2 separate regions of the Homo sapiens genome follow, and region 1 is linked to region 2. Evidence: chromatin loops called from intact Hi-C (ENCODE). Cell type or tissue: endothelial cell of umbilical vein. All regions are shown on one strand. Links, peaks and the distances in the headings refer to the core of each region. The heading gives the core; the rest is flanking DNA.

Region 1 (8,339 bases), core at 305-8,304, 100 kb before region 2:
AATCATTTTCATGATATTTCCCCTCACTGTTAGGACTAAAGCTGTCCTTTATACAGGAAAAGGAAACCCTGTCTTCGCAAAATCCTGAAGGCTTTTCTATGTGTAAACCCTAGAGAAATACCTGTCAAATGAGTAACTATCCTAATAAATCCTATATGGATGTTCACTTCTTTTAATACTTGAGTGCAGCCGGGCGTGGTGGCTCATATCTGTAATCCCAGCACTTTGGGAGGCCAAAGCGGGTGGATCACCTGAAGTCAGGGGTTCAAGACCAGTCTGGCCAACATGGAAAAGCCCCATCTCTACCTACTAAAAGCACAAAAATTAGCAGGGCGTAGTTGCGCATGCCTGTAGTACTAGCTACTTGGGAGGCTGAGGCAGGATAATCACTTGAACCTGAGAGGCAGAGGTTGCAGTGAGCTGAGACCATGCCACTGCACTCCAGCCTGGGTGACAGAGAGAGAATCTGTCTCAAAACAAACAAACAAACAAAAAAAAAAACCTTGAGTGCCCAGGGATGAGATGGCACCTATTCAATTAACCATCCTGATAAGAAAAGCAAAACCCTTCTCTCACAGGAAGGCTCCTGAGCCCAGCCAGGTGCAGCACTACCTGTGTCTCCCAGTGCTGTAGTCATTCCAGCTCAGCAGGGCAGTGGAACAGCTGAGACAGAAGAAATGTTTCCTGAGGAAGGCAGAGTGTTTAGGAAAGATAACCCAAACACGGACATTTTGTACATTCTTTCAGTCCCCACTTTGGACTATTGAAAAGTAAATATAAATCAGACTTTTACAAAACTTAAGTATTAAACTTCAAATTCCTTCAGGGAAACATATCTGTATACTTTGACTCACACTTACTGACTTGGCAACAATACAGCTATCATTTACTATGTGTCAGGCACTAAGTGCTTTACCATATTAATTCATTGAAACCTCACAGTCCATGAAGTAGGTGGTCTTATTATCGTCTCCATCATACAGGTGAGGAAAGACTTTAAGTAACTTGCCCAGTCACGAGGCTAGTAAGCATGGAGCAGAAATTGATTCCCAGCAGTCTGGCTCAATTCTGTGCCCCAAATTACATCATTACAATGAGAGCTACCTTCAGAAAACAAAAATAAATGTATTGCCCCTGCTTTCTCTAGATTCATGGAGTAACATGTCCAGATTTTCTCAAATCCATCTCCCCATACACCTCCGTCAATCCTGACATTTGGCAATAATGCCAAGCAGGAAAAGAAGCTTTTCCCAAGGTATGTGAGTAAAACCTGTACTACAATAAAAATTATATTAACTATTCAGGTTCCCTCTGTCTTTTTTTTTTTTTTTTTTTTTTTTGAGACGGAGTCTCGCTCTGTCGCCCAGGCCGGACTGCGGACTGCAGTGGCGCAATCTCGGCTCAGTGCAAGCTCCACTTCCCGGGTTCACGCCATTCTCCTGCCTCAGCCTCCCGAGTAGCTGGGACTACAGGCGCCCGCCACCGCGCCCGGCTAATTTTTTGTATTTTTAGTAGAGACGGGGTTTCACCTTGTTAGCCAGGATGGTCTCGATCTCCTGACCTCATGATCCACCCGCCTCAGCCTCCCAAAGTGCTGGGATTACAGGCGTGAGCCACCGCGCCCGGCCGGTTCCCTCTGTCTTCTAAGAGCACAGATAACTGCAAGTTTACCATACATGATGGAGAATTTCTGCTACTTCCCCTGTAAAATATTTTCAAAATATCTTACTCACTCAACTGATAAAAGGTGATAAACCTACCTAAAAGACTTTTGGTGAAGAGAAGTAAGTATCAGTTGTATTTTTCAGAGCGCAGAAAAGTTGTGTGATCAAAACAACAAAAATAAGATTATAATTCCAGTTTACTGATGGACTCGAAAAACATATACGTTATAAAACAACTAAACAACTCAACTGTAGCTATGTTACATGTTTAAAATGAACTAATCATTGTAAAAATGTTTAAAGAATGGGAATGATAGCAGAAGAAAAATGTCACCATGAGAGAGTATAAAGATGGGTTAAAGGTTTTCTTCCTGCAAAACTCAATTTGTTTATTAAGTTGTAGCACTGCCCACCCACCGCACCCCACAAAAAAAGCCACATTCATTTGAGGTCACTTTACCTCCTGCTATTTCCTTTGCAGTGAGTCTGCAAAGTTCTAATGCACGGTGCTGATTTTATTCATTGAACAGAAAGCAATTGAGTGAAACATACAAGCAACTAAACCTTTGGCATCCTGTGAAACCACAAGAGAGCAAGATATTTTTTCCCAGGTTCTAACATCTTTTTAAAGCTGTTTTTTCAAATAGCAGTATGCCTAGAATGACTGCATGCTTGTCTAGAGTCATGTGCTCAGTACCAAAAGCCAGATCAATTGACTCTGAGACGGGAAAGTAATCAAGACAAAAAATTTTAATGGATGTCTTAATTTAAGCAGCTCTCATTTACTTATTCTTTCATTTAGCTAATTTCAATCTATAAACAAAATAAAAGCAGTAGACAGTTTTTCCTATGGAAACTCATTAACACAGCTTTCAGAGTTAAGCTTCAGCTTAGCCCAGATTCCCCTTAATCAATTATTTGTTGCTTTTAGAAAAGGTTGTGCAAAAACATTAGCTAAAACTGGTTAAAATTAAAGCACAGGGAAAGAACTTTTCTGAAAGATATTAAACATACTATTAATTTATTTTAAATAGGATGGATTGGTAAAAATAAAAATATAAAAGAACTTAAGTCAAAATTCATTGTTTAAGAACCTAACAATCATAAAGTCATATAAAGTAGTATGCAGTAAAATGTGGGAAAACTATAAAAATGTTAATTTTTATAGTAACTTAACACAACAATTTAAAAAAATGGTTGCAAATGGCTGGGCATAGTGGCTCACGCCTATAATCCCAGCACTTTGGGAGGCTGAGGTGGGCTGATCTCCTGAGGTCAGGAGTTCGAGACCAGCCTGGCCAACATGGTAAACCCCGTCTCTACTAAAAATACAACAATTAGCTGGGTGTGGTGGCAGGCGCCTGTAATCCCAGCTACTTGGGAGGCTGAGGCAGGAGAATCACTTGAACCTGGGAGGCAGAGGTTGCAGTGAGCCGAGATCGGCCAGTGCACTCCACCCTAGACAACAGACCAAGACTCCATCTCAAAAAAAAAAAAAAGATTGCAAATAAGTAAACACACGACGCACGTCAATATTTTAAAATCTTATGTCTATACCATTCCTCCTTCCCCTAACATGACTAGTCAACAGCAAATTTTAGGTGTTCTCAATAAATTTCCCTTGGTGAAATGGTGGTGGGACAGGGAAGGGAACTAACTCTACAAGGATGGCACGAAAGTCCCTCATTCTTTATACTCACTTAAAAGAATGATCAAAAATTGTCAAAACTTCTGAAGTTCTTGTATAGGGGTTGGGGGTTGGGGGCTACATTTGTTATTATTTTTGCCATGTCTTGTGTTTTGTGTTTGATCATCCAGGAGCAAGTGGGAGTGGGGAGAGCAGGGAAGCTGTTTACCTATTAAGACCACTTTAGCCTACCTATGATCACTTCTAGCCAGGTTGGATGGATCCTTCTTAATAAAGGAAATACCAGATTTAGCTCCCTTTCCACTATCCCTGGCTTGTTGCTGGCTGAAAATTCAGTCTCTAATTGAAAGTCTGACCCATTTCTGAAATTTTGCCTGTTCTGTGTTTTTATCACTAAATGCTCCCCTGCTTCCATTTAAGCTCACCCTTGTTTGAGTGAGGTGAAGACAACATTTGAAAATGTGTTTGGTTTTTTTGAACCCAATAATGCATTTAAAAGGTATATTTAATCCAGATCTAGTTATTAGTGGCTTCTGGTATAATTCCTCGTACTGTAATCATATGACAATGATTAGTTCATTATAATTAACTACAATTGAACTTTGTTTAGTACTTTTAAAATCCCATCTACCTAGCTATAATAAATCTATTGACTATATACTATTTAACAGTTACTATGCTAGACACTGTATAAAAAACAAAACACCACCAATAAAAGTGTTTGCCCCAAAAGAGATCACAATCTAACTGTCAAGACAAATATACCCAACAAAATAGGTGATAACTGCTATCAGGAAATATCAAATATGCTGGGCACAGTGGCTCACACCTGTAATCCTAGCACTTTGGGAGGCAGGGGCAGGTGTGTCACTTGGACTCAGGAATTTGAGACCAGCCTGGGCAACATGGTGAAACCCCATCTCTACCAAAAATACAAAAAAAAAAAAAATGAGCCCAGCATGGTGGTGCACACCTGTAGTCCCATCTACTTGGGAGGCTAAACTACGAGGATCACTTGAGTGCAGGAGGTTGAGACTGCAGTGAGCTGAGACAGCGTCACTGCACTCCAGCCTGGGTGACAATGTGAGGAGACTCTGTCTCAAAAAAAAAAACACAAAGAAATATCAAATGCTATACAAACACATTCCATCTAGGAAGACACAGCTAGCAACATTTCCTGCTTCTCTTCCTTGATGTTTAATTTCTTTCTTCCTATATTTCCCACAAATAACATTTTTTCCAAATTATTTACCTAAGAAAACCTTAATCATCCAACAAGTAATTCCTCTGTAATACGTATGTTATTGGCTAAATACAGCAATCCAGATCTATATCTATGTGTTAAAGTAGTCACAGTCTAATTTATCTTGAACTTATTAGGGAAGTACATAACAACCATTGTTAAAATTTTATCAGCCATACCCATCAAGATTCCGGATTAAATGTTAAAAATAAATGAAATCACAAACAAGTGAGCAAGAGGCTATAAAAAATGACCATCAATCCAATCAAGACAAATGTGAATTTAAAAAATAAAAAGTTAAAGAATGACCACTAAGATCTTAAGAGGAAACACACAGAACTTATGGAAATAAAAAATATAACCTAATGGTAAAAATTCAATAGATGGACTAAAAAGCGTATCTCTTCAAACACTGCTAAGGAGAACTAAAGGACAGACTATAGTGAACATAACTACAGCTAGAGGAGACATTTAAAAGAGAATACTATGAACAACTTTATGCAATAAATATGAAGCACAGACAAAATGGACATACGCCTAGAAAAATACAAACTCAAAATTGATTCAAGAATAATTAGAAGGCTGGGTACAGTGGCTCACACCTGTAATGCCAACACTTTGGGAGGCTGAGATGAGAGGATCACTTAAGCCCAGGAGTTTGAGATCAACCTGGGCAACATAGTGAGACTTCATCTCTACAAAAACAAAACAACAACAAAAAAACTAGGCCAAGCATAGCGGCATGCGCCTATAGTCCCAACAGCTTGGAAGGCTAAGGTAGGAGGATTGCTTGAGCCTGGGAGGTGGATGGTGCAGCAAAGTGAGATCACACCACTGCACTCCGACCTGGGTGACAGAGCGAGACCCTGTCTCAAAAAAAAAAGGATAATCAGAAAGCCTGAACAGCACTATGACTAATAAAGGAAGAAAAAATAAAATAAACTTCCCCCTCTTCCCCCCACCGGCACACACACAAACTAGGTCTAAAAGTTGTAAAAGCAAGGTCTACCAAACTTTCAGGAAACAAGTAAATCCAGTATCACACAAATTCTTCCAGAGAATAGAAAAGGAGGAAATACACCCCCCAAGTCATTTTATGAGGCCAGTATAATCTGGATACCAAAACCAGACAAGAACATTATTAAAAAATGAAAATTACAGGCCAATTTCACTAATAAACATACATGAAAAGAGTCCATATGCAAAATATTAACAAACAGAATCCAGAATCCAACAGTATATAAAAATATACATTATGACCAATATGTCCCAGAAATTCAGGAACAGAATATATAGACTTTTTTAAAATTATAAATATAATTCACCATATGAACAGACTAAAGAAAAACACTATAAGAGATATGGAAAAAGGATAAGAAAATGTCACATTTGTCTTAAAAAAAAAAAAACTATAGCAAACAACACTTTTTACAGTGAAACTCATTAAAATCAAGAACAAGTATGTATGTCTACTATTACCATATTTATTCAACATTACATTGGAGGTCCTAGTTAATTTAATAAGAAAATAAAGTGGTATACAAATTTTTAAGAATATATTTGATATGATTATCTGCACAGGAAACAATATACATAATAATTATTGGAATTAGAATTCAGCAAGGTATTTGGATATAAAAGTCTACATAGTCCCCTCAACCTGTCGAAAAAATAAACAGCAAAAAAAAATACCACTTCTGTATAAAGCTATTAGAAAGCTTAAGTCAAATAAAAGACACCATTTACAACAGCAACAGCAAATATATGATATGCAGGACTAACTCTAGTAAAAATATATTCTAGACCTTTAGGGAAAGAAATAATTAAGCTTTAAACAGAGGCCAAAAAAAAAAAAAAAAAGGAAAACGTATATGAGTGTAAAAGCATTCTCTTCATGGATAGAATTGTCAAGGTATCAGTGCTCCCTTAACTGACCCAATTTAAATTTGTTTTAACATTACTGGGTTTTTCATAGAATTTGACAAGCTGAACCTAAAATTTATAAGCAAGAAAATAGCCAAGAAATTGTTTATAAGTGTAAGAGTCATGAGAATTTTTTTGTTTTGCTCAATGCCATTTTCCCAGCACCTAAAAAGTTCCTGGCACATAGCAGTTGTCTCCAATATATGTGCTGAATGAATTTTTGAATGAACACAGCAGGGAAACTTATCCTACCCTCTACGAAATTTAGAATGGAAATGACACAAGAATAGGCAAAAAAGACAAATGGAACAAAACAGAAGGCCTAAAAATAAATCCACATGAATGAAATTCGATATATAAATAGAAGAGCAGATCATAGGGGAAGCATAGAACAGTACTCAAAAAGTGATGCTGGGATAACTAGTTTATGCATGTGGAAAAAAGCGAGATTGAGGGGAGAGATTATAAAGGGTTCATAAATCTCTAAGCACAGCCTGTATTATCTCTAGATTCTTCCTAGCAAAGCCTCACAAGTTTTACATTAAGATGCTATTCTAATTGAGAAAATATATAGTACCTCACCTGGAATGGTAATGCACAATAATATAAACACTTACTGCATGTTAGCTATCATCGTATCTGAGCCCTCAAACTTACCCTGATGTGAAGCCTTGCTTCACCACTTCCCAGCTTTGTCATTGGAGAAGTTACTTGAATTCACCTTGTCTTACCACAAAATGAGCTTGCACTAGCACTTACCTCAGCAAGAGTACTGTTGGGAGTTTCTTTTAATCCTTTTAGTATTTTTTTTTTTTTTTTTTTGAGACAGAGTCTCGCTCTGTCGCCCACGCTGGAGTGCAGTGGCGCGATCTTGGCTCACTGCAAGCTCTGCCTCCCGGGTTCATGCCATTCTCCTGCCTCAGCCTCCTGGGACTACAGGCGCCTGCCACGACGCCTGGCTTTTTGTATTTTTAGCAGAGAGGGGGTTTCACCTTGTTAGCCAGAATGGTCTCGATCTCCTGACCTCGTGATCCTCCCGCCTTGGCCTCCCAAAGTGCTGGGATTACAGGCGTGAGCCACCGTGCCCGGCTTCCTTTCAATATTTTTATTTTAGAATGGCATTAAGTTTGTAGATTAACAATTAGAATTGACACTGTTAAGAATCTGAATTTTCAGATCTGGAAATATAGTATGCTTTTCTGTTTAAGTCTTTGTCTTAAAAAAATTTAATGTTTGCTTTAAAATTTTGTATGGAAGACTGTAAAAAAAAATTTAACACACATTTTTTAAGTGTGTAGAAGTAGTCTTTTTGTTTGCTATTCTAAAAGGGGTGTCTTCTTCCATTGTATCTTCTACTTGATTTGTAAAAACTCTAAGTATTACATAAAATACTGTCCAATTGTGGAATGCAGTAGAGGCTGGGGAATGAGCAGCAACTGATAGCATTTTGAAGGAGGATCAAGTCTGGAATCTCACTATGCTTCTCTCATCTCCTTCCTTGAATTTAAGATGTTTTTTAAGAATATTACAGAATAGCATTCAGCAAAACATGGACGTGTACTAGAACCCCTTTGAGAGAACTTGGTTTTTTATTCTTGAATGGTGCTAAAAAGTGACCTTATTATCCCATAGCATGGAATCCAAAAATAGTAGTAAAGAAGGCTTCCACAGAATATGTGCAAATCTGAAAATCTCAGGGCATGTACCTAATGCTATATTTATTTTTCACAAAACCGGAAATAGTGACAGCTTAAAACAAGTAACTAGACTGTTATATAGCTTTTAAAATGCTGCTGCTATTGTGTAATTTTTAGCATTTTGTATATTGAATTTCTATGCCAGGAAGTATGCCACTGTTAAC
Region 2 (8,339 bases), core at 197-8,196:
TATTTCTGTTTGGGGAGGAGATTTTTTTCTCTGTTAGATGAATGTGAACAAGGAAGCATGTTGTCACAGTTGCTCAGGACACAGTGACACAGCCGTCTCTGGACAATGAGGGAAGCTAGCCTGTAGACAGAGCCAATACAAAGAAGAGGGCAGAGCTGGGAGCACTACAGAGAAATGGAGTCAGAGCCCCGATTATTCCATGCCTGGGGCCTGCTCTACTTCAACACTCCCCATTATGTACTGTGAAGAATCTCCTTACTGTTTAAGCCAGTTCGAGTTAGGTTTTCTGTTCCCTGGTCCTTAAAGGTTCTTAACTGACAATAAAAATAATAGCAGCTAACATTTCTTGAGAATTGGCTTGTGGAGGCTCACACTTTATACTGGTAATTTTTAAAAATGTTCTAAACAACCTTACAAGGCAAATGCAACTACTGTGCTTATTTGTAAGACACAAGTGATTCTGCTAAAGGTCATTTGGGTGGTTAAGTTGCAGAATGAAAATCTGTCAGAACTCAGAGCCTGTGCTCTTAATCACTGTAGTGATTCCATCCATATGTGAGGCAGAGGAAAACAGGAAGGAGATTGTGAAGAAGTCCCAGGAAGAAGAGGAGATAGAGATATTATTAATTATATTAATATAATTATATAATATTGCTATCTCCGCCTGGAACCTCATCCCTGGGACAGTTTTTCTCTGCCTAGGAACTTTTTTTTTTTTTTTTTTGAGACGGAGTCTCGCTCTGTCACCCAGGCTGGAGTGCAATGGTGCGATCTCGGCTCACTGCAAGCTCTGCCTCCCAGGTTCACACCATTTTCCTGCCTCAGCCTCCCGAGTAGCTGGGACTGCAGGTGCCTGCCACCACGCCTGGCTAATTTTTTTTGTATGTTTAGTAAAGACGGGTTTCACTGTGTTAGCCAGGATGGTCTTGATCTCCTGACTTCATGATCCTCCTGCCTTGGCCTCCCAAAGTGCTGGGATTACAGGCGTGAGCCACCGCGCCCGGCCATTCTCTGCCTAGGAGCTTCTTTTTGTTAAGAACTCGACTCAGATCTATCTTCTCCTCTAAGAAGCTTCCCCACATTCCCAGCTCCCCAGATCTCCAACCTTCTGGGATCCCACAGAAATGTGTTCAGATTTCTATTATAGCCCAGGTTATTTTATAATATGTTTGTTTTCATACCTTCTCCTTTTACTAAACTCAGAACTCCTTGAGGGCAAGCACTTCGATCGGTTATTCCTTGTGGTTCCCGTGCTCAGCTTAGCTCATCGTAGGTGCTCAGGAAAAGTGGGATTGAATGAAGTGAGCATCCATCCATCAAACATCACACCTTGAGCACCCTCTGTCTTATCAGGAACTGTGCTACACCCTAAGGAGTTATATGGTTAAAAAGATCAGGCTTCTGTCCTCTGGAAGTTTATAAACAAATTGAGGATGCGTTTGTATCTTTCAATTATATATTACAGAAACCCAACTCAAACTAGTTTAAGAAGTAAAAAAAGAATGTGGGTAGGGGGCAGAATTAATTTGCCCCAGGCATGTGATCAGGAGAAAGCTGGGCTCAATCTCTAATTCCAGAGGTGGATCCTCTTAGATCCCAATTAGTCTAAGTCAGTTATGGCTATCCAACTCCACTTACCAGTGAGTGTGTCAGGAAGCCGGGCTTAAGATTACCTCCAGCTTCAGGAATCACTGAATCTAAGATCCAAGGATTTCCAACAATATTATTCTCAAAATTACATCTCTTTCTATAACTTGCTCTTGTGTAGCTGCATTCTCAGGATTTTTTTTCCATGTGAAAGTACTTCACAGCTCCATGTTTGCATCCAATCACAGCAATTAGAGCTGCTTGTTCCAATCTTTCCAGCAAAAGTAATTCCCAATGGTTCATCTGCCCTTCACAGAACCCTTCACAGTGACTCTGATTTAAAAGTCCTAAGTCACATGCCTGCCTCTGGATTTTGAGGTGGGGTTAACCCCATCCAAATCATATCGACTAAAAGTGAGGGAACGTGGTCCCCCAGAGGAAAATCAAGTTGCTGTTACCAAAGTGGGAGATGATGCTGGGCAGGCAAAAACCAACATGTCCTCCATACAGGAGATGTCTTATACACTAATAATTATGGCAAGGCCAGGAGTGATGCCTTTCTTGAGAGCTTACAGTCAAAGATTAGATAGAATAAATGGATCATTTCAAGGACAGCTGTCCATGAACGCCTCTTAGGAGAAAGTCTATGAACTTGGTCTTCTGGATAGTAGAATTATGGTAGGTGAAGATGAAAAAGCCTTTCAGATAATGTGGAAAGGCATGAACAGAGGCAGAGAGGCAGGGATACTTTGGAGATTTTCCAAGTTTGGTGGGAAATTTTGGGAATTAAGGCTGGAACATTGGTCAGGGGCTAGACCCATAATCTAGTAATGTACTAACCCTTTATTCAGATGTCTTTCACATATAATCTCAGAAAGAGTATACTAATTTTGGTGGGGACCAAGAATAGGACAATTCTTCCCATGTTACCGATTGCGTGTTACCCAGTACAAGAGACACCTGCTGAGAGAGAGATCACAGTGCCCAGACAGAACAGCACGAGTACCCCAGTGTTCTGCCTTTCAGTCCAGGACTGTGCCCCTCCTCCCAACAAACTCCCTCTCCTCCACATAGAGAGAAAATGAAGTCTGGGGTTGGAAGTCACCAGGACAGCAGCTGTGGCTCAGCCCCATGGCCAGCCTGAAGGATCCTCTGGAGGAAGCTGTGGGAACTACCACCTAGGCAGAGAGCAGGTATCTGAGTTGCATAATGGCTAAGAGCAGACTCCAGAGTCAGACAGGCCGGGCATTTATCACCAGTTTCATGACACGATGTTACCTTGGACAAATCATGACTTTTCTGAGCCTTAGTTCCCTCATCTGTAGAACAAGGATGGTTAATAAGATCTGAATGAGGTAATGCATATTAAGAAGTTAGCACAATGTGGCGGGGCCTCGTGGCTCACGCCTATAATCCCACCACTTTGGGAGGCTGAGGCAGGAGGATCACTTGCGGTTAGGAGGATCACTTAAGGTCAGGAGCCTAGGCAACATGGTGAAACCCCGTCTCTACTGAAATACAAAAATTAGCTGGACATGGTGGTGCATGCCTGTAATCCCAGCTACTTGGGAGGCTGAAGCAGGAGAATTGCTTGAACCCAGGAGGAAGAGGTTGCAGTAAGCCAAGATCATGCCACTCCACTCCAGCCTGGGCAACAGAGTAAGGCTCTGTCTCAAAAAAAAAAAAAAAAAAAAAAGGAAGTTAGCACAATGTCTGTTACATAGGGTGTGCAATAAGTGGGATATTGAGGGCATTACAGTGTGGTACAGACCCTTGAGTCAGATTGACTTCCCAAGGTCAAATCCTGGTCCCATTTTAATTGTTCTATAATGTACTTTCCACACCTCCCCCCCCGTTCCCCCACATTTTAAACATCTCTGAAATCAGAATGCACCTCAGCATTGTAACATGGTTTAATTGTCAGTTATTATCTCTTAGAATATATGAGATAATAGCCTGTCTTTACACTTGATCTCTTATGTTGGGCAAATTACTTAATCTCTTGGTACCTCAGTTTCTTCAGTTGTAAAATAGGGATAATAATAGTGTCTACTTATAAAGTTGTGAAGACTAAATTAGACTTGCTTTGGAAATTTCTGGCACACAATAAGGGCTTAATAAATTCCATGTATTGGTATTGTTTTTATTATTATCATTTCAAACCAGGTAATGGGTGTGGTGGGACCTGCATGAGCTGAGCAGCTAGAAGCAGAAGAGGGGAAGGCTGGTATGGGAGGGGCAATGCTGGTTCTCAGGTCAAAAGGGGAGTGTGATGAACAGTAGCCAGGAAGCCAGACAAGTGTCCAATGCAGCACAAGGTTGATGAGGGCATATGGTTTTCAGGTGAAGACTGGGAACCATGTTAGGGTACCAAGCCTGGTTGCCCAGCGGGGATGGGTTGGTGGGTTAAAAGGGATAGCCAGGTTGGGCTAGTTGGTCTATATGTTCTCTTTGAAATTGCATGTTCTCTGACTGTAATAACTACTGTCTATTAAGTCTTTACTACATGCCAGGGCACTGTACTAATTGATAAGTACTGTCTCACAGAAATCTGTTATCAATCATATGAGTTAGGTGATTTTATTAGATCAATTTTATAAAAGCAACCAAGAAGGTTCAGGCCGGGCGTGGTGGCTCACACCTGTAATCCCAGCACCTTGGGAAGCTGAGGCAGGTGGATCACCTGAGGTCAGGAGTTCAAGACCAGCCTGACCAACATGGCGAAACCCTGTCTCTACTAAAATACAAAAATTAGCTAGGCGTGGTGGTGCATGCCTGTAATCGCAGCTACTGGGGAGGCTGAGGCAGGGAGAATTGCTTGAACTCAGGAGGTGGAGGTTGCAGTGAGCCAAGACTGTGCCATTGTACTTCAGCCTGGGCAACAGAGCGAGACTCAGTCTCAAAAAAACAAAAACAAACAAAAGAAACCGAGGCTCAAAGAGGTAAATTAACATGTTCAAAGTCACGTGGCTATTAAGTGGTAGAGCTGGAACTTGAATAGGGTTTTTTTGACTTTACATCTGGCACCTAAGCTCCTCTGCCACATTCTTGAACTCAGTTCTCCAGCATATCTCAGTGTATCCAGAAGCAATTTTTCTCCCTTTTTCCTTTCCCCCCTCCTCCCCCACCCCACAGGTCTCCACCTCCCAAGTCCACAAATGCCAAACTCACAAGTCATCTGTTTTGCCAAAATTCTGTTCCGATTTGATAAACCCTAGCTGGGCCAGCTCACTCAGCATGATTCAGCCGGAGAGAATAGCAAGGCTGCATGCCCGGCATGCCGACCAGCTGAGCTCAGGCAGGATGGGAGGCGCTCAGGAACCTCAGCCTGACAGATGGCTCCACTCGGCTGTCTCCACGGGCCTGATGCCAGGGGCAGCACTCGTTCTCAGCAGGAGGGAGGTCGTACGAGTTTCACATGCATGGATGTGTGTGTGTGTGTGTGTGTGTGTGTTTCACATGGACCATGCAGGAGTGAAGCTGTGTATTATCCAGAGTGCCCATGTGTATGTGGCCGGTTTGCACATGTTTGTCTGTATGCGTGTGGATGAATGCATGTGTGCATGTCTAGCTGTGTGTTTGTGTGTGTATTTGTGTGCATGCAGAAGTGTATGTGTGTGTGTTTGAGTTTCAAATTTGCATTCATGTAGGATGTGTGCTCATGAGCATGAAAGAGAAAGCTGGGGGTGGGAAGTAGGGGGAGAACGGTCGTGGGCTTTGAGAGTTGAGAATGTTGAATGTTCCCACCTGCAGTGGAGAGTTGCTGTATGCCCCTCCCTCCAGCTCTCTCTCCTCTTCACAGGACTGACTGACATCAGCAGCAGCAAAAGGTCATATCAAGCCCAATGTGAAGTTTAGGCTCTGGCTATGATTTAGGTTTCCCAAACCAACTCCTTGGCTACAGTTTTCTCCTAAGGTAGGGGTACTTAACTGTTTGTTAATCTAGGGTCCCCCTGAAAAATCTGGTGACCAGAATGAATCTTCCAGGAAAATGCCCTCAAAACACATAATTTTATATGCAATATTATGGAGTTCTAGGGGCCCTCCAAAGCCTATCCATGGACCTCAGGTTAGGAAACCAAGTATTATATAAACACTTATTGAATGGCTATGATACTGAGCCCTTGTTAGAGAGATAAGTACATAGAGGAAGAAGATGGCCACTGTTTAAAGAGTACACAGTCTAGCAGGAGGAATAGATGTAAATGCATAACTACAGGGCACTGTAACAAGTGCAGTAGTGGCTGGAGGAAAGAACTGGCAGAGCATGAGAGGAATGAGGGGAAGCACTTCTTGACGGGTTCAGGGAGGAACTCACTGAAGAAGGGGACACTTAAGATATATATTGAAAGATGAGAAGGAATTTATCAAACAGAGAAGATGCAGAAAGACTTGCCAGGCAGAAAGAACAGCACAAAGGCAGAGGGGATGCTGTATTTGGGGAATGATACACATGAGATCAGCCGGGAGCAAGGCTGAAAGAGAGTTTAGAGGTGGACTGTGAAGGGCCTTGTTCACACTAAGCTAAAGGTTTTGGCTTTTATCCTATAAGTAAAGGGGAACTATTGGAGCTCTTTAAACAAGAGAGTGACATGATTTAACTGATGTTTTGCAAAGACCACAATGCATCCGGCACTTATCCAGAGGTCAAATAAGTGGCTGTTGCAACAGTTCAATTGACAGAAAAAAATGTGAACAACAGGAATGTATGGGAAACTAGTATATAGGCTTAAAGAAAAGAGATATTTAGGAGATAAACTAGTAAAAAATTAGATGCCCTCATTAAATGTGTGGGGGTTAAAAAGAAGAAAGAAGGAAGAGTTGAGCATAGTTTCTGTGATTCTAGCTTGAGAAGTAAGGTAGATGATAGTGCCATGCACTGAGATGGAACCATGATGCAGTTTAGGTTCTTGGAGGAAGATGAGTTGTGTTTGAGACACAATGTGAGATGTCCAAGTAGAAATATACATCAAGCAATTGACTATATAGGTCTGGAGCACTGGGGAGAGAGATTTAGAAATGTCAATTTGTGAGTCACAAGCAGACAACTGAAGTCATGGGTAACAGATGAGATCACTAAGGGAGAATTTAGATATCCAGTGAGAAGAGAAGCAAGAAAGAAGTCAATATTTAAGGGGACATGGAGGAAGAGGAATTTTTGTAAAGAAGACTGTGAGAGGGAATTCTTAGGGGTTGAAAGGATTGAAATAAAATCAGGAGAGGTATCTCCTAGAAGCTAATAGTACACAATGTTTTGTTTTGTTTTGTTTTGTCTTGAAATGGAGTTTCACTCTTGTTGCCCAGGCTGGAGTGCAATGGCACGATCTTGGCTCACGGCAACCTCTGCCTCCTGGGTTCAAGCAATTCTCCTGCCTCAGCCTCCTGAGTAGCTGGGATTACAGGCATGCACCACCACACACGGGTAATTTTGTATTTTTAGTAGAGATGGGGTTTCTCCATGTTGGTCAGGCTGGTCTCAAACTCCTGACCTCAGGTGATCCGCCCAGCTCGCCCTCCCGAAGTGCTGGGATTTGAGGCATGAGCCACCGTGCCCGGCCTAGTGTACAAAATTTTAAGAATGAGGGAGTAATCATTAGTGTCAAAGGCTAAAAAGAGGCCAAGTAAGCAGAGGACTGATGTAAAAACCATACATAATCAAAAGACAGAAAGAAGACTGGAAGGAAATATAAAATACACAAAACATTAATCAGAGTTATCAGCATGAGGAATTATAGGAGTTTTTACATTTATCAGAGTTATTACTATTGGAGATTATAAGTGCTTTTATATTCTATTTTACAGTTGTTTATCTCAATGTTCCCAGTCCACTCCAGTGCATGTGGACCAAATTTGAACAATGAGAAAGAATACCTGGAGAAAATTTAGAAGGCTATTAGAAGACTTTCTTCCAGCCAAGAAAGAATAACAGGCACTGGATTTAACCTCCTGCCTAAAACAATTATAAAGCAATAGGCCAGGTGCAGTGGCTCACACCTGTAATCCAGCACTTGGGAGGCCAAGGCAGGTGGATCACCTGAGGTCAGGAGTTTGAGACCAGCCTGGCCAACGTGGAGAAACCCCCCTCTACTAAAAATACAAAATTAGCCAGGCGTGTTGGCACATGCCTGTAATCCCAGCAACTAGGGAGGCTGAGGCAGGGGAATCACTTGAACCCGGGAGGCAGAGGTTGAGGTGAGCAAGATAGCGCCACTGCACTCCAGCCTGGGTGACAGAGTGAGTCTCTGTCTCAAAAAAAAAAAAAAGAAAAAGAAAAAGAAGAAAAAAAACAATTATAAAGCAGACAAAATTATACATAACTGTTTCTGATAGTGCAGGACACTGATCCTTGAAAGAGAGAGAGAGAAAAAAATGAGTCCTAATACTGCACAAGCTTACTGTCTGCAGTTTCCAGGCTGTAGTGCATAAAAGAGTAACCTAGGCAGAGCTGGAAGATTCTCTGAGTTGAGGAGACAGCTGATTATTCAGGGAGGCCAAGATGGCTAGAATTCACAGGGCAGAGTATCAGGGGGAGAAATTTGCATAGAGAGAACTCTAGAGATCTGCAAAGGGTTCCCATTAAGTCTTCATCTGAGTACTAAAGACTGTATGCATATGAGGAAGCTACTAGAGGCTGGAGAAAGCACACTTCACAGAAACAGGTGGAATAATTCTTGGTGTTCACACAAGGTTGGAAATAGTTCATATTCCTAACAACCAGGGTGAATAAATCTCATAATACATTGAGCATGGGA

The links. Hi-C counts contacts between places; a loop is a spot of excess contacts. Peaks named below come from ENCODE experiments on the same cell type or tissue, not always from the same donor. Only the 100,000 strongest peaks of a DNase experiment are listed, where the experiment ranks them.
Region 1: a loop joins it to region 2, with 6 times the contacts of the local background. A loop is called at or near these places in 3 of 110 quality-filtered maps.

The regions. Positions count from the first base shown.
Region 1 is chr11:14,318,030-14,326,368 of GRCh38, forward strand. The region is part of intron 1 of RRAS2 (RAS related 2); the gene reads right to left. Among named protein-coding and RNA genes, the nearest start is that of RRAS2, 37 kb to the right of the region's middle. RefSeq lists an enhancer at 5,281-5,360. In endothelial cell of umbilical vein, for the core only: no CTCF peak of the experiment used is centred there; DNase peaks (open chromatin) are centred at 782, 4,672 and 5,492; H3K27ac peaks cover 2,802 bases.
Region 2 is chr11:14,417,677-14,426,015 of GRCh38, forward strand. No RefSeq gene overlaps it. Among named protein-coding and RNA genes, the nearest start is that of RRAS2, 63 kb to the left of the region's middle. RefSeq lists enhancers at 4,488-5,140, 4,727-5,021. In endothelial cell of umbilical vein, for the core only: a CTCF peak has its summit at 1,347; a DNase peak (open chromatin) is centred at 4,825; H3K27ac peaks cover 3,580 bases.